Regions from separate parts of the Homo sapiens genome. Here region 2 is linked to region 1. A link is a loop called in an ENCODE intact Hi-C map of the cell type or tissue named here. Cell type or tissue: dorsolateral prefrontal cortex. All regions are shown on one strand. Each heading gives the region's core, and the rest is flanking DNA. Links, peaks and the distances in the headings are about the cores only. Region 1 overlaps JPX (JPX transcript, XIST activator). Region 2 overlaps JPX (JPX transcript, XIST activator).

The links. A loop is a pair of places that touch in the nucleus more often than their neighbours do. Peaks named below come from ENCODE experiments on the same cell type or tissue, not always from the same donor. Only the 100,000 strongest peaks of a DNase experiment are listed, where the experiment ranks them.
Region 2: it touches region 1 in a loop (2.2-fold over the local background); 2 of 110 quality-filtered maps call a loop at or near these places.

Annotation. Positions count from the first base shown.
Region 1 is chrX:74,009,456-74,021,210 of GRCh38, forward strand. The region is part of intron 3 of JPX (JPX transcript, XIST activator); the gene reads left to right. Among named protein-coding and RNA genes, the nearest start is that of JPX, 71 kb to the left of the region's middle. In dorsolateral prefrontal cortex, for the core only: CTCF peaks have their summits at 6,147 (motif pointing left) and 6,352; a DNase peak (open chromatin) is centred at 6,146.
Region 2 is chrX:73,957,237-73,968,991 of GRCh38, forward strand. All of the region lies in intron 2 of JPX (JPX transcript, XIST activator), which reads left to right. Among named protein-coding and RNA genes, the nearest start is that of JPX, 19 kb to the left of the region's middle. RefSeq lists enhancers at 8,125-8,689, 9,256-9,819. In dorsolateral prefrontal cortex, for the core only: no CTCF peak of the experiment used is centred there; a DNase peak (open chromatin) is centred at 6,682.

The DNA.
Region 1 (11,755 bases), core at 2,327-10,326:
AGGAGCAAGGACAGGATAAAACATTCTTGCCAGTTCTGTTCAACAGTGTACTGGAAGTATCTGTGACATTAATTGCATTGCATATGGAAGGAAATAAAATTTTTTAAATAGGAAGCAGCAAAACCTTTTGCAGATGACATGGTTTTGTACATACACAACCCCAGTGGATCCAATAAATTTGGATTCCAATAACAAGATCATCTCAGCAAGTTTTTGTGATTTAAGATTACAATCCAAAAATCAGTTGTATTTCTATATATTATTAAAGAAGTCAAAAGTGACATCATTGAAACATTTTTATTTACAATATTATTAAGGCAAAATACTGTGGGATAAAGTGAAATTCAGCATGAACTGTGAATAACACAAAATATTTGTCAGAGGAGTTGAGGAATATCTACATATGTGGAAAGACATCTCATATTTGTGGACTAGAAGATTTAAGCATCGCTAGGTGCGGTGGCTCACGCCTGTAATCCCAGCACTTTGGTAGGCTGAGGTGGGCGGATCACAAGGTCGGGAGTTCGAGACCAGCCTGGCCAATATGGTGAAACCCCGTCTCTACTAAAAATACAAAAAAATTAGGCGGGTGTGGTGGCGCATGCCTGTAATCCCAATCCCTCTAGGCTGAGGCAGGAGAATCTCTTGATCCCGGGAGGCGGAGGTTGCAGTGAGCCAAGATCGGGCCACTGCACTCCAGCCTGGGCAACAGAGCTAGGCTCCCTCTCAAAAAAAAAAAAAAAAAAGCATCAAAAGGATAGTTCATTAATGGAAATAATAAATTGAAAAAGGGAAGGACATCAAAGTTTAATGCTTTTACTTTTTCATAATAACCATAAATAGTATGAAAATACAAACTATATTCATGGAAAATGTTTTGTTTTTATTTTTTTTGAGACAGAATTTTGCTCTTGTTTCCCAGGCTGGAGTGCAATGGCACGATCTCAGCTCACCACAACCTCTGCCTCCCGGGTTCAAGTGATTCTCCTGCCTCAACCTCCCAAATAGATGGGATTACAGGCATGTGCCAGTACGCCCGCCTAATTTTTTTGTTATTTCTAGTAGAGATGAGGTTTCTCCATGTTGGTCAGGCTGGTCTCGAATTCCCGACCTCAGGTAATCTGCTCGCCTCTGCCTCCCAAAGTACTGGGATTATAGGTGTGAGCCACCATGCCCGGCCCTTTGTTTTCAAATCTCATATCCAACATTGGACTTATGGCTAGAATATTTACATAATTCTCAAAAGATAGTATTAAAAATCCAAAGCTTTAAATTAGAAAATGGGCAAAAGTCATGAAAGAACATTCCCCTGAGGATAGGGAAATGTCAATAAGGACATGATGGAAATTAATACTATGATGAGATATTACAGAAGATTTATTTTTCTTTGAGGCGGAGTCTGCCTCTGTCACCGAGGCTGGAGTGCAGTGGCATGATCTCAGCTCACTGCAACCTCCACCTCCCGGGTTCCAGCGATTCTCCTGCCTCAGCCTCCCAAGTAGCTGGGATTACAGGCGCCTGCCACCACGCCCAGCTAATTTTTTTTTTTTTTTTTTTTTTTGTATTTTTAGTAGAGACGGGGTTTCTCCATGTTGGCCAAGCTGGTCTCAAACTCCTGACCTCAGGTGACCCACCTGCCTCAGCCTCCCAAAGTGCTGGAATTAAGAGGTGTGAGCCACCACACCTGGCCTACAGCAGATTTATTTCAGTAGCTGAAATAGTTAAAACATAATGATTCCAAAGGCTGAGAAGCATGCAGAAAAAATTGAATCTTTATTGCTGATGGGAATATAAAACTGTATACCACATTGGAAAATAATTTGGCAATTTCTTTTAAAGCTAAACACACACATACAGTTAGTTAGGCTTAGCAATTGCTGTCATGGCCTATTTCATAGAAATGAAAATTTATGTGTAGACCAAACCTGCACTTGACTGTTCACAGAAATTTTATTTGTAATAGTCAGAACCTGGAAACAACTCACATGTTATTCACCAGGTAAACAGTTAAATAAGTCTGTTATTTCCGTATTGTGTAATACAACTCAAAAATTAAAAGGAATAAACTACTACTATACAAATAAGCCTTAGATGATTCTCAATTCTGAAGGAAAAACCCATTTCAAGTTGTAACATAATGCTTATTTTTATGTATCTTAATGTGATGAAGTTAAATAGTTTAGAGAACATTGTTCGTATTCATCTGTTAGGGATGGTAGAAGTTAGGGTTGTATGTGATTATAAGACTAGTGGAAGGGATACGTTTTTAATGATGGATGAGTTCTGCATTCTGATTCATGCAGTGGTTACAAAAATGTATACATGTGATAAAATGTCATGTAAATGTGCACATTTCACCAATGACAATGTGCTGGTTGTGATATTGTACAATGTTAATGGAAAATATCACCACTGGGGAAAATTGAGTGGTATGTGTAAACGGTACTATATTTGCAGCATTTTGTGAGTCTTTATTTTAACATAATATGTAAATATGTAAAGCAACTAGAAGAATGGTTTTAATACAGGAGAGTAACAGCTTATAAGCAAGAGAAAGAAAAATGATAAATAATGTGAACACTTACCAAAGGAAGGGTGGAACAGAGAAATAAAGGACAGGGAAAATTATCTGGGATGATTCCTAAATTCCAATATTTGGATGGAACTATACAGAATTTTAATATATCTGGAAAATAAACTGAAAATATTAACGGATCCACAGATATTGAAGACTTAACCTTTTTTATCTCATTATTCATTAAAACAAGTGAAATGTTATAGGGAATTCTTCAAATTGAAAGAAGCAGCTCATGCATAACACAAAAACATGAATGTATAAAACTGACTGGTAAAAGGTAAGTAACTCAAATTCACAGTACTGGTATACTGTAATGGTGGTGTACAAATAACGTATATCTTTATTGTTAAGGTTAATACACAAAACTTTTTTAATGAGATGGCTGTTGCTATGTTGCTCAGGCTGGTCTGAAACTTCTGGGCTCAAGCAATTTTCCCCCCTCAGCCTTCTGATTAGACGGTATTATGGGCACCTGCCATGATGTCCATCTACAAAACTATTAATAATTACAACAATTTGTTTAGCCATATGTGATATAAATATATGTAAGGTGTGACATCAAGAACATAATGGGTCACCAAAATCTCAGAGTAAAAACACTCTGGTTTTACTCACCCCCATAGAACCTCAGTAATATATCCAGCACCAATATTATCACAAGTTATATCCCAGAACTGAAATCCGAGGCTGAGACATTTCCTCAGACTACAGAGAAGTGAAAAACTTGGAGCAGATGATAAAAGGCTTCTTCTGTATTTATGAGACTCCTATGTGCCTGCCATCATGTGTGGAAAATTTTATCGACATTCACCAGTTCAACATGGGATAAATGTGAGATTTTGGCACACAGCTTCTTCACCATCTTGGCTTCTCTTGTTGAAAAGCTGTTAATAGCTTAAAACATGGGAAGTATTGTGTGTGCTTGTAGAAAGAAAATCCCATGATGGCAGTGAAAGACAATTGGGCCAGTTGAGATTCACAACTCCAGCCTGAAAATTTTCTTTACGTCAGACAACATAGATGCCAAGTCAGAGTGGCTGTTCAGCAGCACTATAATGTAGTAGGCAGAGTTCATAGTTCTTTGCACAAATGCCTATCCAACCTTCCTGCACAGCCAGAGGATTGACTTTGGGACCCCTATATGGGATGGGCAATGCTCCAAATGTTTGTGAGAGCTGAGTCAAATCTAAAACAGGCAGCACTCACGGATTAAGTAGTCTTGACAGGGAACTACAAATAATAATATCTAAGAAAATATACTCTAGGAAGACCAAAAAAAGCTAGACAGCTGAGACTGGAATAAATATATAATTAATTGTTCAATGTGAAACTGTAGGCATACGTCTACAAGAAACAGCAGCAAGCCAATAACCATGACTACCCTGAACAGAGAAAGCATGGAGCCAGTTGCCATCCCTAATGAGATGGTAATGTTTGAACTCTAGAATCAAGAATTCATAAATGCAATTTTAAGGAAATGTAGCAAAACCCAAGATAATGCAGAAAAGGAATCCAAGAATGTATTAGAAACTTGAAGAGATTGAAATAATACACCAAACAAATATTGCAAATGAGAAATAATTGTTTCAACTGAAATAATTATTAGAGGATGTCATTAGCAGAATGGATCAAGCATAAAAAAACAGTGATCTTAAAGATAGGGTATTGGAGAATCTGTAGAGATTAAAGAAATAGAAAAGGCCTAGAGAATAGCTACAGGATATAGAGAATAACGTCCAAACAGCAAATTAAATAATCATTGGTGTTCAAGTGGTAGTTTTGGAATAGCAAGGGCAGTAAAGCTTATTCAATGAAATAACAATACATTCCAAATGTAGAGGAAAGTACTTTTCAGGTACAACAACGTTAAAGACCAAATAGATTCAGTTTAATTAAGAATACCCCAAGGTGTGTGTGTGTGTATATATATATATATATATATATATATAATCATCTCAAAAACATACTACAAAGAGAAAGGACACTGAAAACAGCAAGAGAAAAGCAAATAACATTATATACTTCCAATTTGTTTGTTAACAGACTTCTGATCAGAAATTGTACATACCAGGAGGGAGTGAAGTGACATAAAGTGCTAAAGGAAAAAAGTTAACCAACAATACTGTACCCACAAAAGATTTCCTTGAAAGATTGAGAGATAACATCGTTTACAAAAAGAAAAGGAAACATGGTGAGAATTCATCACTAGACTCGTCATTCAAGAAATGCTAAGTTCTTTATCCTGAAGAAAATTATGCTAACGTCCAAAGAGAAAAAGTTTGACATTACAAAACTCAGTGGCCAATGCAAATACATAGGCAAATGCAGAATAAATTAATACGCTTGTTTTGTGTAAGCCTCTTATATCCATAATACGAGGAGTAAGATGCAAGTCTATGAAAAGTAACTATAGCAGCATCATAAAATATAGCCAATTTAAAAATAGACATGAGAAAGTCAAAATGTGGGGGAATTGAATTAAAGCATAAAATTGATTGGCTGTTTATATTCCTTATGATGAAAATTATTATCGGTTTAAAAATACTTTTATCTATGAGATACTACCAAAGAAAGTCACTTAACCACAATGGGAGAAGGAAGAAAGAAATAATTTGGAAAACGACAAAAAAGTACCAATCAAAATGTCAATAGTGATTTCTTACCTATCAATAATAATATTGATAGGTATTATCTAGGATCCCCCTAAAAAGAACAGAGAGTGGCTCAGTGGATATTTTAAAAAATCGGCTGGGTGTGGTGGCTTACGCCTGTAATCCCAGCACTTTGGGAGGCCTAGGTGGGCGGATCACCTGAGGTCAGGAGACTAGCCTGACCAATATGATGAAACCGCGTCTCTACTAAAAATAATACAAAAAAATTAGCCGGGCTTGGTGGCATGCGCATGTAATCTCAGCTACTCGGGAGGCTGAGACAGGAGAACAGCTTGAACCCGGGAGGCGGAGGTTGCAGTGAGCCAAGATCACGCCATTGCACTTCAGCCTGGGCAACGAGCGAAATTCTGTCTCAAAATAATAACAATAGTCAGTCCCAACTATATGCTGCATGTAAAAAATTAACTTACATATACACATTGACTAAAAGTGAAGGGATGCAAAAAGTTTTCAAATGGAAACCAATAAATAGCAGCTGTATTTGTATCAGATAACAGAAAATTTTCACTTAATATTTATTAGGTGAAAAGGTGTGAATAGAGACAAAAAAGTATTATGTAGTAAATACTTATGAAGGGTCAATTCAGGAAGAGGGTATAAAAATCGTAAATATGTATGCATCCTGCAGCAGAACACCAAAATATATAAAGCAAACTGTAAGCGACCTAAAGCGAGAGAAACTGCAATACAGTAATAGTAGGGGACTTTAGTAACCCTTCCTCAACTCTTGTCACCTGAGTACACAGAGGCTTATTCCAACTGGGGGAACGAAATAGAAGACAGTGGGATAATTTGCCTAGTAACCCAGGCAGTTCTACCCTGGTATTCCCCAAGTCCACCAGTGCTGTGTATGTGCCAGGCTTTAAGCCTGGCTGTGTTCCTGGTCCTAGGGCGCCCTCTAGTGATGAAATGGTTGCAGTGACCACATTCTTAGATAAAACAACACAATCACATTTAATTTTTGGGACGCCCTGTGAAGAAGGGCAGCTACGAAGTAGCAGACTACAAAGATTGGAATAAATACCTAACTCTTAAATGCCTGGACACTGGAGAACTTCCACAAGCATAAGACCATCCAGGAGACATGACATCTCCAAAAGGACTATGGGATCTAGTTTTGGAGCGATGTAGTTATGTTGCCTCTCATACAGGAAACTCAAAATAGCTAGGAACTATGATCTAAAATATACAAAGGAAGTAGCCACTGACCGACCCTAATGAGATGGTGATGTGTGTGATGTCAGGGTAAGAATTCAGGAGAAACGTTTTGGGAAAATAGCAAACACCATGATAATGCAGGAAAGCAATTCAGTAATTTATTAAATGTAACAAATACTGAAACAATAGATAACCAAACTGAAATACTGGAACTGAGAAATAATGACTGAATGGACAAATGCACCAGAAGGTCTCAACAGCAGCACTGATCCAGCAGAACAAGAATCAGTATTATTAAAGACAGGCTATATGAAAATGCACAGTGAGTGCAGAAAGAAGCAAAAAGAACAAAAAAGTATGAAGCATGCGTACAAGGTGAAGAAAATAATCTTGAAAGCACAAACCTCAGAGTTACCATTCTTAAAGAGGGAGAGTTTGGAGTTGAAAGTTTAGAGAAGTAGGCCGGGCATGGTGGCTCACGCCTGTAATCCCAGCGCTTTGGGAGGCCGAGGTGGGTGGATCACCTGAGGTCGGGAGTTCGAGACGAGCCTGCCCAACATGGTGAAACCCACGTCTCTACTAAAAATACAAAAGTTAGCTGGGCGTGGTGGCTCACGCCTGTAGTCCCAGCTACTTGGGAGGCTGAGGCACGAAAATTGCTTGAACCAGGGAGGCAGAGGTTGCAGTGAGCTATGTATGTGTATATCCAGATGTGATTACCCAGGTAGAAGACAGTAAAAAACAAAAACAAGCAGATTCAACCAAAATAAGGCTTTGCCAAGGAATGTAACAATCAAATGTTCAGAGGTAGAGAAAAATTTAAATGGTCCTAAAAGCTGCAAGAAAACAAGCAAATAATGTATAAATGAGCTCTGATACATCCGGTAGTGAAGAGTTTACAGGCTAGGAGGGAGTATGATGACATATTTAGTGCTGAAGGAAATAACCTGCCAAATCAGAATATCAAATTCAGCAAAATATTCTTCAAACTTGAAAAATAAATACTTTACCAGACACACAACAGCTGAGGAATTTTTGTCAACATCAGACTTGTCTTAAATGCTAGAAAGAGTAATTCAGTCTGAAAGGACATTAATGAGCAAAAAGAAAACATCCGAATGTTTACAACTCATAGAAAAAGGAGGTACATAAATATAGAATAATACTGTGATTGTGGTATGTAAACATATTTTTAGCAGGAAGAAGACTAAAAGGTAATTCTATTAAAATTATAACTACAAAAATATTAGAGATAGATAAACATAACAAAGATAAGATCATAGCATGTAGGGTGGAGATTAAGTGTGGAGTTCTTTGGTTTTCTCTTTGCTTGTCATTCCTTGTGACTACAGATACCTTGTCATTAATTTAAAATTATTGGTTATATGATGGTTTTTGCAAGCCGCATGACAACAACCATGCAAAAACCTCAGAAAATAAAAGCAAGGAATTAAAATATACTATCAGAAAAAAATTAGTTAATGGAATACAGGGAGGAAAGAAGAATGGACGAGAGGACCAACTAAGCAAAATTTGAAAGAATGGAAAAGGAGCAAACACTTTCAGTTTCATTCTACAAGGCCAGTGTTTCCCCGATAACTAAAGGAAAAGGTCTAAAAACCCCCAAACAACAATAAACCCCAGAAGACAAATATGTCTGATTCACACAGATGGAACAATCCAGAAGAAAATGCTAGTAAACTGTATTCAACAACACACTAAAAATATAATTCATACTTATCAAGGTGGATTAATCTTAGGAATGCATGGATTGTTCAAGCTATGCAAATCAATTAGTTTTATGTCGTATAACAAAGTCAACAACCATAATGTTGTAATGGATGTCCAAAAAGTATTTTATAAATTAAATATTTTATTAAAAATTATCTCAAAATTGGGTATAGAGTTAAGATATCTCAACAGACTGGCAGTTGAACTTACACTGTCCTTGTGAGCAAGGAAAACTGACAAGCATACTGCTAGATTTGGAAGACATTAAAAATGCCCATGTTCAGCACTTTAGTTCACCATGTTACTGGGAGTTCTAGTCAGAGCAAGTATAAAAGAGAAACAAATAAGGGCATTCATATTAGAAAGGGAGAATTATAAATATCCCAACAGATACAAATAAAATATATAGGAAGAAACTTAACCAATCAAGTAAAATGTATCTACAAGGAAAACTATGAGTCATTGATAGAAATTGAAGAGGACACTAGTAAATGAAAAGATACTGCATGTTCATTTAGCGGGAGAAGTTATATTGTTAAAAACCCATACTACATATAGCAATCTATAGTTTCAAAATGCCAGTGTTATTTTTTCACAGAAATAGGAACAAGACGAAGAATAGACACAGTAATCCTGAGCCAAAAGAACAAAGCTGGAGTCATCACATTACCTGACTTAAAATTATATGACAACGTAACACTAACCAAAACCGAATGTGACTTGCATACATATACATACACCAATGTAACATCTACAAACCAGAAATCCATGTATTGAAACTAAACTTGGCCTATCAGAGAGCTCCAACAGCCCAGGCTCCACAGGTTGAGTGAGTGCTGCCAGCACAAATGTATTTATAGGTGTTTGTAATCCCGCTCCTGCTGGGCCATCACTCGTGCAATCGTGTGCATGAACAACGGTAACCTCGCCCCTTGTTTGTTGTTACTGGTGCGAATGGGCACCAGCAACTCCACACCTACCATTCTGCCCCAAGTGCAAATGTGCACATGGGTGGCAGCAACTAGCCTCCTCTAGGGCCTCATATTTGCAGCCAGTGGCATGAGTTCTAGCATGGACGATGTTAAACCCTACTCTTCCAGTGTCCCTCCCCATCTGACACATGTACACTCTTCCATGCTGTTGAGGCTACTGGCACGAGCAAGTGAGCCTGGATCCCACTGCCACCAACCCAATGAAATAGTATGGCTACCACCCCCTATTTGAAAACTGTGGGCAGCGTAACAGGAACACATCCGCCCCTCCAGTTCGGCATGTTTCTAACCTTGAGGGACCAGAGAACACAGCGTCCTTTCTTGACCCTGCTTCCCCAGAGTTAGAGCATGCAGCCCAGGAATCCTGAGGTGAGCCTTGGCCCCCTAAAATCTTCCAGAAATGAAGCCAGTCAACTGAACCCACTTTACACCTCAATCAAAACCCAAGGGCATTGAAGAAGATTAAAGAAAAACATCATACAAAGCACAGCATCTTCAAAGATGGAAAGAATATTAGTCCACATACATGAGAAAGAAGTATTGCAAGAACTCTGGCAGTTTGAAAAGCCATAGTGTCTTCTAACTTCCAAAGGGCCACACTAGCTTTCTGGGAGAGGTTCTTAACCAGGCTGAGATGGGTTAAATGACACAGGGTAAAGAATATGGGTATGAATGAAGATCATTGAGATTCAGGAGAAAGTTGAAACCTAATCTAAGGAATTTAAGGAACACAATAAAACAATACAGATGTTGAAAACTGAAATGGCCATTTTAAAATCTGGTAGAGCTGAAAAGCACACTACATAATTACATAATGTAATTGGGAGTATTAACAGCATAGATGAAGCTAAGGAGAATCTCAGCTCTAAGACTATTTAGTTGAATTAGCTGTCAGACAAATATTTTAAAAAATTTAAAAACTAAACAAAATCTCTATGAAATATGGCATTCAAATCTATGAGTCACTGACATTCCTGAAAGAGGCAAAGAAAGCAAGCAACTTTTTAGTTTATTGTCCATCAGTTTTTCTGCAACCTTGCTAGAGAGGCCAAAATTCAAATTCAGGAAATTCTGAGAACACTGCAAAATACTGTCCCCCAGACAGTTATCAGATTGAAATGAAAGAAAATGTCCAAAACAACTATAGAGAAGGGCCGGGTAAACTACAAAGGGAAGCCCATCAGGCTAACGGCATACCTTTCAGCAGAATCCCTAGAAGCCAGAAGATATGGATACCTATATTCGGCGTTTTTAATATGAAGTGATTCCAACCAGTAATTTCATATTCAGCCAAATTAAGCTTTATAGGTGAAGGAGAAATAAGATCCTTTACAGGCAAGGAAGTGCCAAGGCATTTCATTACCACCAGACCTGCCTTACCAGAGGTCCTTAACTGAGTGCTCAATATGAAAAGGAATGACCATTATTGGCCACCAAAAAAACACATTTAAGTACACAGACCACTGACACTATAAACCAAATGCACAATTAACCAGCAACCAGCTAATAGTAATACAGAATCAAATATAAACATATCAGTGTTACGTTTGAAATTAAATAGACTACTGTCCTAATAAATGATAAAAAGAGGCAAGTTGGATAAAAAAGACCGAACTGTATGCTGTCTTCCTGAAACCCATTTCAGAAGTAATGGCACCCATTGACTCAAGGTAAAGGGATGGAGAAAATTCTACCAAGCAAACAGAAAAAAGGAGGAGGGACAGATTGCTATTCTAACTTCATAGAAAATAGACTTTAAAACAGCAATTGTCAATAAGGACAGAGAAAGATATAATCATGAAGAGTTCAACTCAACAAGAGCTAACTATATATGCACTGAACACAGGATCATGCGCGTTCATAAAAGAAGTTCCTACAGACCTATGAAGAGACTTAGATAAGCAGACAATAAGAGTGGGAAACTTCACTACCCCATTGACACTATTAGATCACTGAGGCTGAAAGCTAAGAGATATTTTAGTCCTGTACTTGACACTTGACCAAATGGACCTATCAGACATCCATATTAATGTCCACCCAAAACCACCAAGTACACATTCTTCTCATCTGCACATGGCACATACTCTATAGTTGACTACACAGTGGGCCATAAAACAATCCTCACCAAATTCAAATAACAGCAAAATCATACTAAACAGATCTTTGGACCAGAGCACAATAAAAATAGAAATCAACACGAAGATTACTCAACACTATACAATTACATGGAAATTAAGCAACTTGATCCTTAATTATGTTGGCATAAATAATGAAGTTAAAGCAGAAATGGACAAGTTCAATATCTCAATTTAACAAGCTAATATAACAAACAGAGGAATTAGAAAACGAGTACACTAATTCCAAAGCTAGCAGCAGACAAGAAATAACTAACCAGTTTTGAAATTGAATCAGTAATAAAAACCCTACCAACCCTACCTGGACCTGATGGATTTATGGCTGAATACAACCAGATATGTAAGAAAGAGCTGGTGAAATTCCTAGTTAAGCTATTCCAAAATATCAAGGAGGAAGGACTCCTCCCTTAATCATTTTATGAAGCCAGCATGATCCTGATACCAAAACTTGGCAGAGACACAACACAAACTTGAGACAAATATCCTTGA
Region 2 (11,755 bases), core at 2,563-10,562, 52 kb before region 1:
CATTTTACCTGAATACAAATCAAGGTAGTGGCACCAAATTGTATCAGTAGTCATTGTATTCTTCACCCCACACCTGTAGTTTTTTTTAAAAAAAGTCAGTTTCTTTTAAGAATGTCTTTGATGAGGGTGGGGCACCGTGGCTTATGCCTGTAGTCTTCGCTGCTTCGTAGGCTGAGGTGGGAGTCTGAGGCGGGAGGATTCCTTGAGCCCAGGAGTTCGAGGCTAAGAGTGACCTGTGGTCGTGCCACTGCACTCCAGCCTAGGTGACAGAGTAAGACTCTCTCAAAAAATGTCTTTGATGAGCAGTAAAGTTACTAGTTTCATTAAATATGGACCCTTGAGTACGTGTCTTCTTAATATGGTGTGATGAAAAGGGAAGTATGCGTGAAGCAGTTCTGCAAACTGAATTTTAAATTATCTTGAGGAAAATCACCTGTAACATTGTCAGCAAGCTGTACTGCTCACTTTTTAAAATTTACAACATTATACTTAGAAGAATAACTAATAGACAAGCTACAGTTTTTTACACTTGGGTATTGACCAGATATGTTTTTCTAAATAAAATGGGCTTATCCTTTCAAGGAAAACAACTGATAGTACTTGTTGCCTATTTTAAATTAGCTTTCAAACAAAATTTAGAATTTCTGTATACTTGTATCTACTTCTGTGAACTTGATAGCTTCCCAGTACTTAAAGACTTTTCTGTTAACATCAGATTTTAAAGAAAGTGGTTTTTAAATATTGCTTAATGAAATATGTCAACATTTGAAACATCTGCATTGCTCAGTGAAACAGTATTTTGTAAATGATCCATTTAGGATGTTAAAAATCATGCATGGCTGGGCATGGTGGCTCACGCCTGTAATCCCAGCACTTTGGGAGGCTGAGGCAGGTGAATCACCTGAGGTCAGGAGTTTGAGACCAGCCTGGCCAACATGGTGAAACCCTGGCTCTACTAAAAATACAAACAATTAGCCAGGCGTGGTGGCAGGCACCTATAATCCCAGCTACTCGGGAGGCTGAGGCAGGAGAATTGCTTGAACCCGGGAGGTGGAGGTTGCAGTGAGCCGAGATCACGCCACTGCACTCCAGCCTGGGTGACAGGGTGAGACTCCATCTCAAAAAGAAAAAAAACACAAAACAAAAAACCAAGGAGTATGACTGCCGGTTCATATGGTAAGAGTATATTTAGTTTTGTGAGAAACCACGAAACTGTCTTCCAAAATTGCTGTACTGTTGATGCATTCCCACCAGCCATGAATGAGAGTTCCTGTTGCTCCACAATCTCAACAGCATTTGGTGTTACCAGTGTTTTGGATTTTCACCATTCTAATAGGTGTGCAATGGGACTGTTTAATTTGCAACTCCCTAATGACATACAAAGTTGAGCATGTTTTCATGTTCTTATTTACCATCTGTATATGTTCTCTGGCGAGATTTCTGTTGACATCTTTTGTCCATTTTAAAAATTGGGCTATTTATTGAGTTTTAAGTGCTGTCTGTATGTTTTAGGTAACAGTCCTTTATCAGTTATGTGTTTTGCAGATTTTTTTTGACTTATCGTTTCATATTTTAATGGTGTCTTTTGTGGAGTAATTTTTTTTTAATTTTAATAACATTTAGCTTGTCAATGATTTCTTTTATGGATTATGCTTTTGGTATTGTATCTAGAAAGTAATTGCCATACCCAGTGATGTCTAGATTTTCTCAAATGTTGGAGTTCTATTTACAGTTTTGCATTTTACATTTAGGTCTGGCATCCATTTTGAATTAATATTTGTGAAGGGTGTAAAGTTTGTATTAGATTCATTTTTTGGCATTTGGATATTCAGCTATTCCAACACTATTTGTTGCTCCATTGTATTGCCTTTGCTTCTTTCTCAACGATTAGTTGACTATATTTATGTCTCTATCTGGGCTCTTTATTCTGTTCCATTGATCCATTTATCCATTCCTTCACCAATTTCACACTGTCTGGATTACCATAGCTTTTTATTAAGTCTTGAAGTCAAGCAGTGACTATTCTTTTTTTTTTTTTTTTTTTGAGACTGAGTCTCGCTCTGTTGCCCAGGCTGAAGTGCAGTGGCACAATCCTGGCTCACCGCAACTTCTGCCTCCTGGATTCAGGCGATTCTCCTGCCTCAGCCTCCCAAGTAGCTGGGATTACAGGCACACACCACCACACCCAACTAATTTTTGTATTTTTAGTAGAGACGGGCTTTTACCATGTTGGCCGGGCTGGCCTCGAACTCCTGACCTCAAGTGATCTGCCCGTCTTGGCCTCCCAAAGTGCTGGGATTACAGGCGTGAGCCACTGTGCCTGGCGCAGTGACTTTATTATTTCCCCTTCAATATTGTGATGGATATTTTGAGTCTTTTGGCTCTCCATATAAAATTCACAATCAGTTTGCTGATATCCACAAATATGCTGGGAGTTTGGAATTGCATGAAATCTGTAGATGAAGTTGGGAAGAAGTGACATCTTGACAGTATTGTCTTTGTATCCACAAACATAGAATATCTCTCCATTTGTGTAATTTTTTTTTCTTTCATTAGACTTTTGTAGTTTTTTTTTTTCATATAGATCTTGTATGTATTTTGGTAGATTTATACCTAAATATTTCATTTTTGGGGCTGCTAGTGTATATGCTATTTTGTTTTTAATTCCACCTGTTCATTGCTGGTATATTGGGAAGCAATTCGCTACTGTATGTGTGTGTGTGTGTGTGTGTATATATATTTTGAGACGGAGTTTCACTCTTATTGCCCAGGCTGGAGTGCAATGGCGCGATCTCGGCGCCCCACAACCTCCGCCTCCCAGGTTCAAGTGATTCTCCTGCCTCAGCCTCCCTAGTAGCTGGGATTACAGGCATGTGCCACCACGCCTGGCTAATTTTGTATTTTTAGTAGAGACAGGGTTTCTCCATGTTGGTCAGGCTGGTCTCGAATTCCTGACCTCAGGTGATCCCCCCGCCTAGGCCTCCCAAAGTGCTGGGATTACAGGCATGAGCCACCGCGCCCGGCCTTGCTACTGAATATGAACCTTGGTTTTTTTTGGTTGATTGTTTTGGAATGTCTACATAGATGATCATGTTATCTGTGAACAAAGACAGTGTGAGTTCTTCCCTCCCAGTGTGTGTACCTTTTATTTCCTTTTTTTTTGTCTTATTTCATTAGGTAGGACTTCCAGTACAATATTGGAAAGGAGCGGTGAGAGGAGACATGCTTGCCTTGTTCTTGATCTTAATGGAAAGGTGTTCAGTTTCTTACCTTTTTTTTTTTTCTTTTTTTTGAGATGGAGTCTCACTCTTGTTATCCAGGCTGGAGTGCAATGGCACGATCTTGGCTCACTGCAACCTCTGCCTCCCGGGTTCAAGCGATTCTCTTGCCTCAGCCTCCCTAGTAGCTGGGATTACAGGTGCCTGCCACCACACCCAGCTCATTTTTAAATTTTTAATAGAGACAGGGTTTCACTATGTTGGCCAGACTTGTCTCGAACTCCTGACCTCAGGTGATCCGCCTGCCTCTGTGTCCCAAAGTGCTGGGATTACAGGCGTGAGCTACTGCGCCCAGCCAGTTTCTTACCTTTAAGTATGTTGTTAGTTGTTAAGTTCTTTATAAAGTTGAGGAAGTTCCCCTCTATTCCAAGTTTGCTGAGTTGTTTTTACTATGAATGGGAGTTGGGTTTTGTGAAATGCTTTTTCTCCATCCATTTAAATGATCATGTGGTTTTTCTTCTTTAGCCTGCTGATATTATGGATTGCATTAGTAGATTTTCAAATGTTGAACCAGTCTTGTATACCTGATATAAACCCCACTTGTTCATAGTGTATATTATTTTCTCCTTCTCTGTGAGTTTTGGCACCTTGTTTCTTTCAAGGTATTGGTCTATTTGGTCTATTTTACCTTTTTTAGTGGTTGCCCTAGAGCTTGCAATATATATTTACAAGTCCATTTTGAAGTAACACTGCATTACTTCATTGATAGTGCAAGTACTTTTTAATAACAAAATAGTTCTAATTCCTCTTTTTTCTCCCTTGTGTCTTTGCTATCATTCATTTCATATGTACATAAACTATAATCATTGAATATATTGTTAGTATTCTTACTTTGAACAAACTTAACTGATTAATTAAGAATAAAATAATAAAAGTTTTTATAATAGCTTTACTTATTCCTTTTCTGATCAAGAAGAAATTCTTCTTCCTTTCTTTATGTAGATCTGAGTTTCTGAGCTGTATAGTTTTCCTTTTCCCTGAAGAACTTTTTTTGAAAAACGTTTCTGACAAGCTAGATCTACTTACAACAAATTCCTTCAATTTGTTTTTGTCTGAGAAAGAGTATTTCTCCTTTAGTTTTGAAGGATGATTTTGCAGGTACAGAATTCTAGGTTTTTTTTTTTCCTCTCTCTCTAAAAACTCTTAAGTATTTCAGTCTTCTTGCTTGCATGTTTTCTGAGATGTCAGATATAATTATCTTTACTCCTCTATGGTAAGGTGTTTTTTTCTCCACTGGGCGGTTTCTTTGAAGATTTTTTCCTGTATCTTTGATTTTCTGCAGGCTGAGTAGGATATGCCTAGGTGTAGTTTTGTTTGTTTGTTTTGGCATTTATATTGTTTGGTGTTCTCTTAGCTTCCTGAATTTGTAGTTTGGTGTCTGACATTAATTTGGGGAAAATTCTCCATCATTATTGCTTCAAATACTACTTTTCCATTTTTTCTCCTCTGTTATTCCAGTTACATGCATGTTACACCTTTTATGGTTGCACGGTTCTTCAATATTCTGTTCTTTTTTTTTTTTTTTTTGAGATGGGGTCTCACTCTGTTGCCCAGGCTGGAGTACAGTGGCACGATCTCAGTTCACTGCAACCTCTGCCTCCCAGGTTCAAGCGATTCTCTGCCTCAGCCTCCTGAGTAGCTGGGATTACAGGCGCCTGCCACCACACCCAGCTAATTTGTGTATTTTTAGTAGAGACGAGGTTTTACCATCTTGGCCAGGCTGGTCTTGAACTCCTGACCTCGTGATCCACCTGCCACAACCTCCCAAAGTGGTGGGATTACAGGCGTGAGCCACCGCGCCTGGCCGGTTGTTGTTGTTGTTCTTTTTTTTTTTTTAGTCATTTCTCTTTGATTTTTAGTTTTGAGAGTTTTTATTGACATATCCTCAAGTTCAGAGATTCTTTTCCTCAGCTGTGTCCAGTGTACAGAGTCTATCAAAGTCATTCTTCATTGCTGTTGTAGTGTTTTAGATCTTTAGCATTTGTTTTTGATTCTTTCTGCATCTCTGCTTACATTACACATGTATTTTTGCATATTGTCTACTTTTTTCCTTAGAGCCCTTAGTATGTTAATCAAATCGGAGTTATTTTAAATTTCCAGTGTGATAATTTCAACACCCATGACATATCTGTCTGGTACTGATGCTTGCTATTTCTCTTCAAGCAATGTTTTTTACTTTTTAAAATGCCTTGTAATTTTTTTTTTTTTTTTGAAAGCCAGACATGATGTATTGAGTAAAAGGAACTTCGGTACACAGGCCTTTAGTGATGTGGTGGTAAGATGTATGGTAAGTGGAAATGTTCTGTATACCTACGATTAATTCTTAGCCTGTGCTCCTGGGCTGCGAACTTTGCAACTGCTTCTCAGTCTTCTCTATCCTCCACTTATATGGGATATGATGGCTAGAGGGGGCTGAGTTGGGTAGTTCCTTTACCCCAAGAGAAAGGCTAGAGGGGCAGGTAATGGGTATTTCCCTTTCTCCAGGTCAGTTAGGCTCTAATTAAGTAGTTTGTCTTGAGTGGAGGCCTTGATATGAACAGAATGCTGTTATGTATTTCAAAATGGTTGTATGTTCTTCCCCTGCTGGAAGTGAGACAGGAAAAGTTCCCTTGTTCCCCTCGCAGGGCACGCGATGAGGGTGTGGATTGCTTCTTCAGTGCCTGCTGGCTCAAAACTCTAGGTGGAGCATGCAGTCAGGCAGGCTGCGGGGCTCTGACCCCACGGCAGTGTCTAGGGTTGAATTTTGTTTTTGTTTTTTGAGATGGAGACTCACTCTGTTGCCCAGGCTGGAGTGTAGTGGTGCGATCTCGGATCATTGCAACCCCCGCCTCCCAGGTTCAGGCGATTCTCCTGCTCAGCCTCCCAAATAGCTGGGATTACAGGCGTGTGCCACCATGCCTGGCTAATTTTTGTATTTTTAGTAGAGACAGGATTTCACCATGTTGGTCAGGCTGGCCTTGAACTCCTGACCTCGTGATCCACCTGCCCCAGCCTCCCAAAGTGCTGGGATTACAGGCAGGAGCCACTGCACCCGGCCCTCTAGGAGTGAATGTTTACAGCTGAAGCCCCAGTGGGCATTTGTTACAGGGTGCTCTTTTAGTTTAGCCGTCCATAGGTAGCTTGTGTTAGTCAGCACAATTAAACCCCCTGCCTTATGGCAAGGACAGAGAACTTTCTGTATCCTGGGGTTCTTGCCTTGTTGTACTGGAAGAATTGGATCACACGTGGGCTTGAGTGCAAGGTTTTATTGAGTGGAAGTAGCTCCAACAGATAGGGTTGCCAGAAGAGATAGGGTTTTCCCCTGGCGTTAGGCTGCTTGGTTGCCCAGGCTCTCCTCCGACTGCCCAGGCCAAACTCCACGTCATTCAACCGGTCATTTGATGGCCTGCCAGCATCTGTTGGTGTGCTCTTCCACTGGCATCCTCCCCTTGACGTCCTCTTGACGTCCAGCCGCTTGTGTCTTCTGCTGCTGCTGTGTTCCTTTCAACGTCCAGCTGCTTGTGTCTCTGCCTGCTAGGGTCTTGGGGTTTTTTTTGTTTGATTGAGATGGAGCCTTGCTCTGTCATCCAGGCTGGAGTGCAGTGGTGCGATCTCGGCTCACCACAACCTCCACCTCCCCAGTTCAAGCGATTCTCCTGTCTCAGCCTCTTGAGTAGCTGGAATTACAGGCACCTGCCACTAGGCCTGGCTAATATTTTTTCTTTTTTGTGTGTATTTTTAGTAGAGTCAGGGTTTCACCATGTTGGCCAGGCTGGTCTTGAACTCCTGACCTCAGGTGTTCCACCCACCTCGGCCTCCCAAAGTGCTGAGATTACAGGCGTGAGCCATTGCGCCTGGCACATTACTTCTTTAAGTGTGGTTTTCTTTAGTTCTCTGAACATGTTTGTATTAGCTTCCTTGATGTCTTTGTCTGCTGTGTTTGAGATCTGTGCTTTTGCGTTGGCGAGCCCCAGCACAAGGGTAGTTTCAGTGATTTGCAAGGACCCACAGGACTGGCGTATAATTGTACTCATGGATATGAGTTATTCCTGTGAAAGGATACAAAGCAAAATCAGCGAAGGGAAAAGATGTCTGGGGCTAAAGTTTGTTAGAGCCAGGTGCAAGCCTCCAAGTGTTCTCTTCCAAGTATGGTCACACAGGACATACCTCATTTCTCCAGGAATGCATTCTGAGAACACATATGAAGTGTTGTCTACTAGGGAAGCTCATTAGAGGCTCAGTGACCATAGCTTTTATTGGGGGCTGGTCATGCAGGCACCCTTTGCCTAGCACATAGCAAAATTCCAGGCTTGCGGAAGGAAAGCAGGTGTTCAGCACAAACCCCATTGTTTATACAGTTTAGCCACAGTGAGCCATTCTTATCAGGGAATAGTGGCAACTCTCTTGAAATCCAGGTTCTCAGATGCCAGCTAAGGGCCATCCTTGAAGGCAGGCCTTTTTAAGTATAACAGTCTTGGGCCTCAAATGTAAACTCTATATCACCTTCTCAAGGCATTTTTCTGTTACTTGCTTTTTGGTTTCTTATATGAATCTCACTTTTTTTAAAAAATACCTCATACTTTTTGCTGAAACCTACAAATTTTAGATAATATATTGCAGTGATTTCTGGATACTGCTACCCCCTCCTCTACTGTGGGGCTCATTGGTATTGTTTACTTCTTTGTTTAGTTATTTGCCAGAACTTATAGTGTTTTTTTTGTTGTTGTTGTTTTTTGGTTTTTTTTTTTTTTTTTTTTGAGACGGAGTTTTTGCTCTGTTGCCCAGGCTGGAGTGCAATGGCACGATCTCGGCTCACAGCAACCTCCGCCTCCTGGGTTCAAGCGATTCTCCTGCCTCATCCTCCAGAGTAGCTGGGATTAGAGGTGCCCGCCACCATGCCTGGCTAATTTCTGTATTTTTAGTAGAGAGGAGGTTTCACCGTGTTGGCCAGGTTGGACTCGAACTCTTGACCTCAGGTGATCCACCCGCCTCAGTCTCCCAAAGTGCTAGGATTACAGGTGTGAGCCACCGCGCCTGGCTGTGATGTGTTTTTTAACCTACAGTGTACATCCTTTGGTGTCCCTCTTTAGTGGGACAGCTTTGGGAATAAGCATAGTCACTATGGAATGATTGGTTTTAGCAGGGCTGTCTTTCAGTGTCTTTTTCTAATTTCTCTGTTAATCTGTCAGCCTCTGTTATCTCACCTAATCATTAGTTTGCACTAATTTCAGACTGATTACTCTATTGGTTTTGACCATGTCCAGGGGCATAAATTGCCTAACTATGTGATCCAAATTTGGGCCCTTTTATAGAGATAGTATTTGAGACCAACCTTTGAGGTTGGCTCAGATCCCAGGTAGGCTCTTATTTGTCTTTTTCTCTGGGTCTCTGGCTGTCTTCTAGCTGGTGTTTCTATAGCTTGTTGCTCTCAAGTAGTTACTAATCTTCTCTTAATAGCTTACCACCCAAATCTCTATTGTTATTGGGAACATCCTTAGGCTTTTTTTTCTCCCCATTGTGTTCCAAATTAAGTCATTTATTTTGGGGATACCTTCAGAACTCTGTTATTGCAGCCTGCCTTTCCCCTCGGGCAAAACCTCTGCATTGCTGCTCTGGAGCTGAGGGCAAGGAAACTGTCTCAGTTTTCCCTGTGACGCAAGCAAGGTGTTTGGCAGGGGAAGATGGCCTCTGGTTTTCCTAAATGTCACCCTAAGGTTAAGTCTTCCCTTTGTGCTATGTCTCAGAGAATGTTTCCACATTATTGTTTCTTTCTCAGTAGTGGTCCTCTTGGTGTTGCTATATGACATTTTTAGCCTGGTCACTGGTTGGCAGGAGTGTGCCCTATCTGTTGTTTTATTAATTAAGGCTTAGTTTTAGGCACCAGTGTCCTGGGGTCTCGTGGTTGTGTTATACTCAGTACTCCTGCCTCTTCCTCCTGCTGTAATTTTGGACCCATTGTGTATTTCTGCTCTTTCTTCATAGCTAATTTTTTTTTTCTCTCTATTTCATTCTCCCAGGGTCACAGTTTTTACAACTATCCTAATGGCCACAGTGTTTGTTGCCCTTCCTCCCACTGAGTAAGGACTTTGTTTTGTAGATGGAGTAGGATCTGAACAGATTTCTTTGACCTTCCCAAAACAGATTTTGTTCCCCTCTCCCAGGTGTGTACCTTGAGGGTAGTTTCTCAAGACTGTCATCAATCTTTTGTGTGATCTCTTGAATGGGTTAGTGGAGAAAATACCTGAATAGTCTGCAGACCTCTCAATTCTGTGCTGCCCCACCCTGGGCTTCATACTTACTTGCCAGTTAACACTTACCCTTTGCCAATTGACCAACCATTTTAGTTGATCTCTTACTGATGTCTGGTTGCATCTACTTTCACAGGTAAGCCGGGGGTGTGTCTCATCATTCCTTTGGGGCACCACAACTTAGATTTTGGTTGGCCCCAGTAAGACTCCTGTCTCTGGGGGATTCAAGGAAAGTTGTGAACTTCTTTCCTATTCTCCTACCCTCTTTATTTGTAAGGGTGAAAGTGATGCTCTCTCTAGCTCTCTACCTACCAGAACCAGATGATGTTTTCTAGTCTAGTCTGGTACTGTCTTTCACTTACTGTGAAGCCCCATTATATTTACTGTGATTTTCTTCATATTGTTGGATTTATATCTCTAATTTAAAAAAATGATTTGGTTTGGAATGGTTTTTTCATAATGCAATCCAAAGTATCATAGTCCCCATGGTTTCTTAGTCTTTCCCTGTTTCTCATGACCTTGACAGATTTAAAAAGTGTACTGGTTAGGTATTTGGTAGAATATTTCTCAATTTGGATTTGTCTGATATAGTCTCATGATTAAATGATATGAATTTTGGGGAAGAATACCACACAGATATACCATTCTCATAGCTTCATATCAGGATATATATGTATACATACACACACACATATACACACATATACATACATGTATACATATACGCACATATATACATATATACATATACACACGTAGACATGTATACATATACACACGTAGACATGTATACACATACACACGTAGACATGTATACACACGTAGACATGTATACACATACACACGTAGACATGTATACACACACGTAGACATAAATGCATGCATATACACACGTAGACATAAATGCATGCATATACACGCGTATACATATATGCGTGCATATACGCACGTATACATATATGCGTGCATATACGCACGTATACATATATGCGTGCATATACGCACGTATACATATATGTGTGCATATACGCACGTATACCTATATGTATGCATATACACATGTATACATATATACACACATATATGTATACATACATATATATATATATATATACACGATTTTAGCATTACTTATTACTGAGGATGTTACTCTTAATCACTTAGTTCAGGTTGCCCGGTTTCTCCACTGTAAAGTTACTGTTTTTCTGTTTCCATCCTCTATGCTTTGGAAGTGAGTTACTAAATTTAGTCCACATTTAAGGGAAGCAGAATTAACCTCCATATCTGGAGGGGTATCTACCTGTATATATGTATTTATTTTTGGGAAATTTTCTCTAAGGAAGATTTTTTTTCTCTCCCTTATTTATTTGGTCATCTGTTTCTATCATTCTGGATTCGTGAATAATTATTAATTTGTTAATTATACATAATCCCACATCTTTTTTTTGGAGCTATTGCTTACTTTCTGGTACAAGGTAGTATAGGCTTATCTTGTATTCTCCCTGCACCAGCCTTACTTTTAGCCATTTTAATAAGGAGCCCGGGTACTTTTTATTGAAAAATACATTTAGAAACCATGGTCTGAGCACTGAGTGCCCTTTTAGTTACTGAGGTAGCACTGATTCTGTACCTCCTAAACAGAAAGCTAGAAAATATATGTATGCATAGTAATGTTTGGATCTATTTAATTATTTTTACATACACATGTATGTAGCTATGTGTCCATTAAAGTAAACATGAATGTACAGTGATATCTGACTCTTATTTGAGATTAGCTCTCATACTTGCTTATTTTATTTATATATTTATTTTTTGAGACCGAGTCTTGCTCTGTTGCCCAGGCTGGAGTGCAGTGGCATGATCTCGGCTCACTGCAACCTCTGCCTCCCGGGTTCAAGTGACTCTTCTGCCTCAGCCTCCCAAGTAGCTGGGATTACAGGTGCCCATCACCACACCCAGCTAATTTTTTTTGTTTTTTTTTTTTTTTTGAGACAGAATCTTGCTCCGTCGCCCAGGCTGGAGTGCAGTGGTGCAATCTCGGCTCACTGCAACCTCTGCCTCCTGGGTTCAAGCGATTCTCCTGCTTCAGTGTCCCGAGTAGCTGGGATTACAGGCATGCGCCACGACGCAAGAAAATCACTTGAACACAGGAGGTGGAAGTTGCAGTGAGCCAAGATTGCACCACTGCACTCCAGCCTGGGCAACTGAGCAAGACTCTGTCTCCAAAAAAAAAAAAAAAACAAAACAGTC